Linked DNA regions of Homo sapiens: region 1 is linked to region 2. Evidence: chromatin loops called from intact Hi-C (ENCODE). Cell type or tissue: B cell. All regions are shown on one strand. Links, peaks and the distances in the headings refer to the core of each region. The heading gives the core; the rest is flanking DNA.

What was found. A loop is a pair of places that touch in the nucleus more often than their neighbours do. Peaks named below come from ENCODE experiments on the same cell type or tissue, not always from the same donor. Only the 100,000 strongest peaks of a DNase experiment are listed, where the experiment ranks them.
Region 1: a loop joins it to region 2, with 3 times the contacts of the local background. A loop is called at or near these places in 3 of 110 quality-filtered maps.

The regions. Positions count from the first base shown.
Region 1 is chr2:68,773,241-68,778,622 of GRCh38, forward strand. ARHGAP25 (Rho GTPase activating protein 25) reads left to right here. Exons shown (of 11, transcript NM_001007231.3): 2 at 1,981-2,180. Among named protein-coding and RNA genes, the nearest start is that of ARHGAP25, 41 kb to the left of the region's middle. RefSeq lists enhancers at 1,493-1,592, 1,623-1,712, 1,733-1,782. In B cell, for the core only: CTCF peaks have their summits at 2,973 and 3,174; DNase peaks (open chromatin) are centred at 1,601, 2,933 and 3,034; H3K4me3 peaks cover 4,981 bases; H3K27ac peaks cover 4,893 bases.
Region 2 is chr2:68,706,330-68,711,711 of GRCh38, forward strand. It overlaps a transcript of ARHGAP25 not described here. Among named protein-coding and RNA genes, the nearest start is that of ARHGAP25, 26 kb to the right of the region's middle. In B cell, for the core only: a CTCF peak has its summit at 3,304 (motif pointing right); a DNase peak (open chromatin) is centred at 3,362.

The sequences.
Region 1 (5,382 bases), core at 225-5,224, 67 kb after region 2:
TAAAACTCTGGTGTTTGAAAGTATGCCATGATTATAAATAAAGATTGAGAATCACAGGCGTAGAAGGAGATAGAAATAAGAGAATCAGAAAGAATGAAATTCTGTCCTTTGCAGCAACATGGATGGAGCTGGAGGCTATTTATCCTAACTAACTCAGAAACAGAAAATCAAATATCCCATGTTCTTATTTATAAGTGGGAGCTAAACAATAGGTATACGTGGACATAAATATGGGAATAATAGGCACTGAGGACTCCAAAAGTGGGGAAGGCAGGAGGAAGGTGAGGATTGAAAAATTACCTGTTGGTTACAATGTTCAATATTTGGGTGATGGATACACTAGAAACCCAATCCCCACCATTAGGCGATGGACTCATGTAACAAACCAGCACGTATACCCCCTGAATATATTTTTCAAAATCAATGAGGAGATGTTGGCAATTTAATGCATTAAAGATAGGAAAGAAGAAAGAGAGGAAGCTTGATGATGGAATGACATTTTGAAGTGAAGAGGGAAGTTGAAGAAGCTCTCAGTGATGACTCCCATCCTTTTAGTAGGAAGTAAAGTCACCTGTTGATAAAAACAGCAAGAGTAACATATACTTACCTTTGACCAGGGACTGTGCTAAGTGGTTTGCGTATGTTTGTTTAATCTCTACAACAATTCCATAAACAAGGAAGTATTATTATCCTAATTTAGCAAGTGAGGAAGCCGAGGCTCAGAGAAGCATAATTTATCCACCGTCAAAAAGTCAGGAAAGGTAGAACTAGTCTCCAATCAGGTGAAATGAAATGGGTCGGGAGCAGAGTTGATAGCTTAGTTTAGCTGTGTCATGAGTGGTCCAGGGATGGACAAAAGCTGAAAAAGGGGGTTGGAAGATGGAGCCTTCCTCCAGCAACACTTGGCAGAAGGAGAGGGGTGCAGACACTGGGTATTAGCAAGTGTGGAGGGCAGTGCAGGCCAAGGAGACAAGGGCATCATTGAACTGGCTGGGAAATAAGATGGGGCTCAGAAGGAAGTGTTGAATGGGGACCAGGGTGATCGATGGAGCGCTGTGGAGGGAAGGAAAGGAGAGCATGGTCCTGGGTGGGGGTTACCATGGAGACAAGATGTGGAGGTACAGGCTGGACTTACTCGAATGACAGGCAGAACTCCTGTGTGAAAACAAAAGCCAAATATACCATGCTGAGTGCATGCAGGTTCAAGGGGCTCTGGCTTCAAATCCTGCTTCTGAGTTCTATTGGCAGTGACGATCTAACTGTAAAGGTCATAGGAAGGCAGCAGCAGTGAGCGCCTTGTACAGCATAAAGGGCTGGGATACTCTCCGTGGGCAGGGGACAGAATGGCACTGGGCAGGAGAATTCAGAAGGTGCCAACTCCCTGCAGGCTGGCCCTGTGGCCGGGGGCTGGGGTTTGAGTGGGGTCCGCTGGAGGGGGCCTGCGTTCCACAGCGAGGTTGGAGCTAACAGCTTCTGTCTTGCGGCCCCTCCTCTAGCCGGCCGCTGTGGAAGAGTGCCCAGGCAGCTTCCGGCGGCCTCTGCAGCTGCGTGGGACTCACCCCGAGCCTTCAGAGTGAGGCATTATTTTCTCCTCTCTCTTGTCAGATACTGACTCCCACGCAGGAAAAAGGAAGCACCTTTTGTCAGATGCTGTGGCCACTTCCTCTTCAGAAGGCTCCAGCCAACCTTTCGGTTTGCAGAATGACGGGGCCCGCCGCGGTGCCGGACTGCCTGTGCACGGGGCCACCGACTGCAGCCTGGGTTTTATTCTTGGCCTGGCCCTGACCGGGAGCTGGCCCCTCGGCTGCTTCTCTGGCTCGGGGGGGACTTTCTCTGGCTCAGATCCGGACCCCTGAACTGGACCTGGTTGTCGTCCCCCCGCTTCTCAGCCCCCTCTGGGGTTCCTCTCTCCTCTCCGCCCACTCTTTGCTCACTGCCCCATGTCCCTCGGTCAGTCGGCCTGTCTGTTCCTCTCTATAGCTCGGTCAAGGAGTGTGATGACTGGCGAGCAGATGGCTGCCTTCCATCCATCGTCCACCCCCAACCCGCTGGAGAGGCCCATCAAGATGGGCTGGCTGAAGAAGCAGAGGTCCATCGTGAAGAACTGGCAGCAGAGGTACTTTGTGCTGAGGGCGCAGCAGCTCTACTACTACAAGGATGAAGAGGACACGAAGCCCCAGGTACCAGCCAGGCTGTTTGTCCCGTTCATAAGGCACGGAGGAGGCGGGCCTGGAGCCCGCTGGGATTTCACTTAAACTCACAGGGGCCTTCTCAATAGGACCAGACACACCCATTGGAAAGGAAATTGCTTTTCCCTTTACACCATTTTCTAGATACATAAACTGAGTTGCAAAGATGACAGAGTGGTCCTCCAGGAAGCACCAGGACGGGCACTGTGGAGTTTCCTACACATGGCTCTGAGTCAAGACTGGCAACAGGGCGGTGATGGTAGTGACACTCAGTCAAGGGCTCAGAGAGAGTGGATTTGGGTTCAGGAAAACCGATTTTGGGACTCATTGATTTGTTTGTTCAGTAAGTATTTATTGAGCGTTTATTATATGCCACACACTGTTCTAGGTACTTGAAATAAACTATGAGCAAAACAGATAAAAATCTCTTCCATATGCAGCTTAGAATGTGGAGGAAAAGACACATAAACATAACAAATAAGAAAAGTATGTAGTTTGTTAGAGAAAAGATTAGTTCTATGAGGAAAAAATAGGATGAGCTAGCAGATGTCACGAGTTAAGGGAAGATGTAATTTTAAAAAGGATGGTCAAATGACCTCATGAAGAGGGTGACACTGGGGCCGAGACTAAAGAGGAGAGGGAATAAGCTGGGTAGATCTCTGGGGAAAGAGTGTTCCAGGCAGAGAGAACGGCCGGTGCTAAGGCACCAAAGGGAGCATGTCTGGCCTGGCTGCGGAATAGCAAGGAGGGCACTGTGGTGGGAGCAGAACTAGCAGGTAGGAATCAGAGGGGATGAGGTCTGAGAAGCAAGAGGGTAGTCAGGGGTCAGGGGCACAGACTGCTGGGGCACTGCAGGCCACTGTAAGGACCTGAGCATTCACACTGAGGGCCACAGGGAGGCATTGCAGGGCTCTGAGCAGAGAGTGACAGTTTTTGGTTTAAATTGTAAAAAGACAGCTGTGGCTACTGTGCTCAAAAATAGAGCCAGAGGAGACGCAAGTAATCTAGGTAAGGGGTTATGATGTTTAGGGGCTCAGTAGGAGTTGTGGGCTGGAGGAAAATGGTCAGCTTCTGGATATACTTTGAAAGTAGAGCAAACAGGATTTCCTGATGCAGTGGATAAGGCTGTGAGAATGGGCTTTAATCCTAAATCTTGGGCCTAGGTCTCTTCGGCCAACCTCATTGCTTTTTTGGCCATTGTGGTGTGTGAGAATAAAAGAGGATGCTCTGAACAATTACGCCAGGACCCCAGGTGCAAACTGGATGTCTCAGGGCATCCAGCACAGCTGTCACCCACCTAGAACTCATGTGTGTGGAGATGGAAGTATGGGCTTGGCCAGAAGGAGCTTATTTGGGATGACAGACTCTAGAACCTTCTGGAGCCAGAACAAAATCCCGAGAAAGGCAAGGACAAGAAGTGTGTAGATATTGGGGGTGGGTGGGACCAAAATGAAAAGCTCATTTTGGAAGAGGACTGTTTTCTTTAAGGGCAGGCTTGAGGATCCATTGCACATCAGCAGGACTTGGTTAACCAGTTCCTCCACTTAAGGGCTCTGAACTCTGGAGTCTCTGTCACTGCAGAGGCCAGGGAAGGATCGCAGGGACCCCACCACAGATGGGGCTCTTGCCTCATGTTCTGTGCATGGTAACCAGCCTTCCTTCTCTTTATAAACACCCCAGACCTTATTAAAGCCAAGCAATTCCAGGCTAAGATGGCGGTTGATATGTTAAGACGATGGAGGAAGTCCTCCTATCTGCAGAGTGTAAGGGAGACGGCAGTAACGCTTTGGCCACCCCAGATCAATGAAAGGGGCAGCTGAGTGTGTTTCCATGAAGTGTAGAGGGTGAGAGGTAGTTTATATAAAAGGATGTGTTCTTTTCCTGGTTCCACCACTATTTGGCCCTGTAATTATTTCATTTTTCCGGACCCCGCTTTATTCTTTTATAAAATTAGACAATACTACCTGGCCTGCATTTGTCACAGGATCAAATGATATAAAGCAGGTATAAAAAACTGTTTTGTTAAAACATAAACTAATGTCAAAGGGTAAAATAAATATCTGAAGGTTCTTGCTTCTCCTCCTTACTTCTGGGAGGAAGAAACCCAAAGCCTTCTCAGGACTAAATTAGCCTGAGATAATTAGGTAACACTTCTAGGATGACAAGGATAATTTATTTTGAGGAAATCTATTGATATAATACATCGGATCAATAGGTCAAGTAAGCAAAACCACACAACCCTTCAATAGATGGCTGAAAAATGCATTGATAAAATCCAACACTCATTTCAGATATGAAAAATAGAAAAATAAAACCTTTAGGAATACAATAATAATTTCTTAGAAAGAATAGTGTATTTTACCACATGTTGATATGTATCATTTGATTATAAAAGCTTTAAAAATTATTCACAATCCCATTAGTAAGAAATAGCCACCTATATCCCCTCCACTTTCAGCCTTCCCTATACATATGTATTTAGGAACTCATCTATTGTAAATGCAAAATTAGTATAATAAATATTATTTAATGAAAAAATTAACAATATATCATGAATTTTGCCCCAACACTAAATATGATTCTACAATATAATTCTTAGTTATGTCAAAGCAATCTATTATATGAATGTTCCATAATTTATTTAATTAATTTTCCACTGTTAGGAATTTGGGCTGATGTTTATACTATTATCACAAACAATAATTAAGTAGATTCCCCACAGCATTGTTTATATTAGTGATATGACAACAATGCCCAGTGGTAGGGGCTAACTTATATTAGGCTACATTTATATATCTATACAATAAAATACAATTCAGACATTGATGCTCCTAATTAATACTTTTTGAAATGGAAAAATGTCCATAACATTACTGTCTTTAAAAAGCAGTTTACAACAGAAGATGATGTATATACTAATCCCATTCTTGAAAAAAAAAGCATGAATCTGTATTTATAGAAAAAGGCCTAGAAAGACATACACAGAAGTATTAACCGTGGTTATCTCTGAATACTGGGGTTACACATACAATTTCTAATGTCTCTTTAAAAATATTTTTATAATTGAAGTGTAATCATTGTAAATTTAAAAAGAATGCACACAAACATCCTATCCCCCAAGATACCAAAAAGCAGAAACATCACAATAATCTTGGAGCCATCAGGCGTAAGGGCCCTCACATACACTGATGAT
Region 2 (5,382 bases), core at 206-5,205:
AGATTCTGTGCCTAAGGGATCTGTCACACGAAGTGCAACTAGTTTAGTTGTTAGAAGGCTATTCCTTTTCTCTGTGTGCCAATCAATTTAGTATCAGCATCCCTGCACGATACTGGCCAAGCAAAGTCAGACACTGGCGAAGCTTAGCCTCTTTATCAATCTGAAGGATAGTCCTGAATGCTCATATTAAGTAGGTCGCTTTAGAAGTTACCAAACATCCAAACTTAATGACTTCCTTTTAAAGAAATGACATGTAAAATTTGCTCATTTGATATTCCTTCAATGACCTTGTGGACTTTTCAAACTGAAAAGTTTCAAACTGAAAAGTCCAGGATGCAACTCTGGACCTCCACCCCTCCCCGACAAATGTGTTCCTCTTCCCAGTCTTCATCCTCTCAGTCAATGGCATTGAACACTTATTGCCCACTGTAAGAAAGGGGCAAGCATCTTATTCTCCTTCTTCCTCATCTTTCTCTTTTAGTCCAACAGCAAGACCTATGACTCCTATTTCCAAAAATAGATCTGGAATCTGTCCCTCCGTTCCTATTGTGGCCACTGTGGTCCTCCTCCAGGATCTCTCCCCTGAGCTACTGCAGTAGCTTCCTCGGTGGACTTTTTATACTCCTTCTCTTCTTCCAGTGTATTCCCTTCACAGCAATCAGGGTAATCTTTTGAACATACAAATCAGGTAATGCTACTCTCTGCTTAAATCCCCTCATGGCTATACAATACACTTTAAATAAACTTCAAACTCCTAATTACCTAGGAAGCCCTAAATGATCTGACATTTGCCTATCCCTACAAATCCATCTCAACCTGTATTCCCTCTAGCCAACTGGAGTCTAGCATTGCTGGCCTTCTGTATTAGTCCATTTTCACACTGCTATAAGTGTATGTAATTTATAAAGAAAAGAGGTTTAATTGACTCACAGTTCTGCATGGCTGGGGAGGCCTCAGGAAACTTACAATCATGGTGGAAGGCAAAGGAGAAGCAATCACCTTCTTCACAAGGTGGCAGGAGAGAGAGAAAGAGTGAAGAAAGCCACATGCTTTTAAACCAACAGATCTTGAGAAAACTCACTCACTCTCATGAGAACAGCAAGGGGGAAATCCGGTCCTATGATCCAACAGGCTCCCACCACATCCCTACCCTGACACATGGGGATTACAATTTGACAGGAGATTTGGGTGGGGACACTGAGTCAAACCATATCACCTTCTCTCTTCCTGGAGCACATCAACTGATCTTCCAAGGACTCTGAGAATACCCTTCTCTTTGCCATTTTAACTAAGTCAGCTTCATTCCCACCCTCAGATCCCTCCGTTGGACTCTTCCCCCCAGAGTTTATAAGTGCATGACAGTGAGAGTTCATGCCCATGTTGTCTACCATTATATATCTAGTTCTAATACAATGCCTGAAACCTAGAAGGCATTCAATAATGACCTCAAGGCCTTCATATCTGTGTTTTCTGTTCTGAAGTACCCTTCCTCCACATATTCACACCACTTGCTCCTTCATATCAGTTCCCTGAGCTCCTCTCCCCTGTCACCTCTTCCAAGAGACCTTCCCATCACACTCACCCATAGCTCTCTTTACCTTTAGGTAAGCCTTCATTATGTGAACTATTTTATATATTCCCTTAAGGAACATGAGCTCCATGAAGGCAGTGGCTTTGTTCATTGCTTTATGTCCAACACTGAAAGTAGCACTTAGAACATAGTGATACTTCATAGACATTTGTTGAATGAATGAATGTAGAAAGCCAGGGAATGTAACATTAAAATCCAAAGTGAAATTGCTGTGAAGAAGACTAGAAAATAAGTTTGCATTAATTGCCAATTATTAGCAGCGTGAGAACAGACTAATACAAATGCAAACTCATTTTTCAAAAAACTCCCTGATTTAAAAATTACAGGTATATGTATAAATATATGTGTATGTGTCCATATGTAGACACAGACACATAGTAACAAATTATAACAAACCAGTGTAACAAATCAGTATGGTTTTGTAGTGTGACAGTTGACTGTAAAACAGTATTAATATGCTTTGTAAAGAACGAAGGGTTGCCGGAAGGTATTATATTATGTGTTTATAATATCTTCCTAGATAGAAAAAACTATGTAAATCTTTTGTTCCCTTGTCCTATGTGTGCTTTGACTGACCCATGACTACTTGGGCAAATTTTGGACTGCTTCCTTTGGTAGGAAATAACTGAGACCATACATTTGTAAGGCATCTATCTGGCCAAGGTCATGGACATAGCCTAGAGCCTTGAAATCATTTTTCTTGGGGAGCTCTAACTAGTGTAAATAGTGCTCTGGCCAATGACAACCAACCTTTTAGTCTCTGAATCGACATGAAAAAATCTCTTCTTTTGCCAGGGATGGATTTGATCCATAGACCTCAGGACTATGGGCTCAGTGTGCTCTGTGTGTCATTCAGCACTGTGCCCTGGCTTCCCTGCCATCATGCACAATGAATGGCTGTGAACAGGTTGGGAGTTGTTGGGAAAGGCTAAGACCTGTCTTCCCAGTTGATGTGGACCGGACTTTCCTACCAGCTCACATTTGGCAAGAAGATGGCCCTCGATGTGTACAAAGCTCAGATGCAATTTTGTCACTGGGTGGGTCAGCTGGCTGCTCACCAGCTTCAGAAAGAATGCAGTGGAACTAGGAAAATCTTTAGGGACAAGAAATAAGAAAGCTCAAGATGAGAAAGCAGCAAGATCTTTGGAAATTTGGGTATATTGCTGAAAATCTCTCGGAATTGCTGTTATTGGTTCCTGAAAATCTTTTAGGAGAATAGGAACCATGAAGAAAAGATAACATAATTAATAACATTTTTGTTGTTGTTCGAGGAAACAAAGCTATAGGTCCCATTTAAATAACCAAACATATTGAGTCAGGTTGATCAACCGTTCTCCATTTCTTTCCCTACTAAGCCTGAATAAGTGATATAGGTTTAAACTATGGCAGTCAGAGTTTGCATTAAACCTAACACATAGCTTCGGGACCAGAGTAAACATGCCTCAGTCTTATTTCTTTGTGGGGTGGGCTGGAGAATCTGTGTTTGAATTTGGACTTGCCACGGGGAGGCCCCTCTTCCGTTCTCATCTTTTGAATCACCAGGTTCCTTGAGAAGCCAAGATCTGTCTTCCTAGTTGATGTGGACCGGACTTTCCTACCAGCTCACATTTGGCAGGAAGCTGGCCCTCCATGTGTACAAAGCTCAGGATGGGATCCTGAGGGGACAGGTGGTTTTCTGAAAGACCAGCAGAGGGAGCTAAGAAACAAGAGTTTTTTCCTTTTGTCAACTATTCCCAGTGGTTACCGATGTGGATAAACAGTCTTTTCTCTACCAGGTTATGATCTGGAACATATTAAACCAAGATCCAAACACCCCGTAATTTGGCAAGTGAGTGTGCCTTGTGTATCAGTCACTCTGTGCCTCCCTGAGCCAGCCATGTGGTCTTTGTCTCTGAGTGCTAGGAGGACAAATGCAACACAGGCCAGTCTATGTGGATGTCTGCACTGCTTTATGATCCTCCTGGGGTGGAGGCAAAGAGAGCAGAACCCAATCGCATTTTGGATTATGAGACTGTTTCGCCAATAGATTTCTCCTCAATTCTTTTGTTCTAATAAATTAAAGAATGGCTTTCCTTAAGGTAATAGTGTTAACCCTTCTGAGATGCTTTATAAAAGAGTCTGATGACAATCTCTTCATAAAGGAAGCAGCCAATTACCCAGGGCAGATAGCACGGGGTTGATTTTATGTTAGGTCAGTCAGCAAATGGACCAATCAGGTAATTTACAAATTAAAAAAAAATAGCCATAGAAAGGCAGGAAAAAAATAATAATTCAACCCAGAATTGCAATTGTAAAGAGAAAAAGAAATGCTTTTTAAAAAGTACATAAATTTGAATTCTCGAAGAAATTCATCTATGAACAGAATCCATTAAATCTCCAAACAAATGGACTAATAACAATAATTTTGCACTAATGGAAGACCTCCAGATTATTTCCTGGGCATTAGTGGGGAATGATGACTAGAACCAAATGGAACATAAGTATTATTTGAATCAGTCTTTATTCTTCAGATGTGAATGAAATAATGATTATGGACTGAATTGGGCTAAAAATAACTACAGAGCTTTTATTTATTTACTTACAGAGTCTCCTGCAATGATTCAGACTTGGCTTTACTGGCTTCTTCCATAGATAAGCACCAGCCTAGGAGCTCTCAAAGTTGTTCCAGCTAAAGGACACACTCAGCTTTTGGTCTACAGTGACTTCCAGCCTAAGTGGCTCTGGACACTGCTGGAACCCCCCGCTCCATCTCCCTCCATAAATATGTCTCTGCAGCAGGTGAGTGACAGCTCCTTCTCAGAAGGTCAGAGTCCTCAGTCATCTGGTGATTTCACAAGGCTCAAATATTTGGTCCCTGACATAAACTTGGTGGCTTTTTCTAGTTCTTATATAACTGAGAGTTAGCTAGGGGGCTGCCTGCTGCTTGAGATGGAGGCAAAATTGGCTTCAACTCTCTAATAAATGGGCCTATGGAAAGTGAAAACCAAGATCTCTGCTACATCTCTCTAGTGTGGACTCACCTTATATGGTTCTCAGAGTCTTTTCTGCCTCCTTGGACTTCCACTTCCTCCCTGGTTGTCTAGGTCATCCTATGTCAAACTTGAACTTGGCCTTTTAAGTTTCCACCACAACAAAATCATTCATACAGAATGCAGCCCCCTCCCTCTCAATGGCACCCATTTAACTTGCCTTCTTTTCTGTGCTGAATTTGCCGAGGAAATCCAATGTCTTCTCCTTTTATTTGTAGTGCATTCAGCTGCTTTCTCTTCAGCCTTGGTGCTGACCTTCATGAACATCCATGGTGCTGGTTGTGGTGGATGGGGGAGGAATGGAGGTGAATTTTCCCATAAGTCCTTCTCAAAGTATTTCCAAAGGGGAAGAGTGACTTTGCTAAGATAAATTTTGGTGCAAACCACAGGTTGATATTTTGCCAACCTCATTATGATGATTTTAACTCAATTATTAGTATTTATTTTCATTTTGAGATGGAGTCTTGCTCTGTCACCCAGGCTGGAGTGCAATGGCATGAATTATTAGTATTCTTGAAAGAATAGCTACTCTCACCTCCATTAAGCTCCATTCACAACCTCCATCTTTTTAAAAAATTTTTTTAATATACTTTAAGTTCTGGGATACATATGCAGAACGTGTAGGTTTGTTACATAGGTATACATGTGTCATGGTGATTTGCTGCACCCATCAACCCGTCATCTACATTAGGTATTTCTCCGAATGCTATCCCTCCCCCAGCCACCCACCCCCCGCAGGCCCCAGTGTGTGATGTTCCCCTC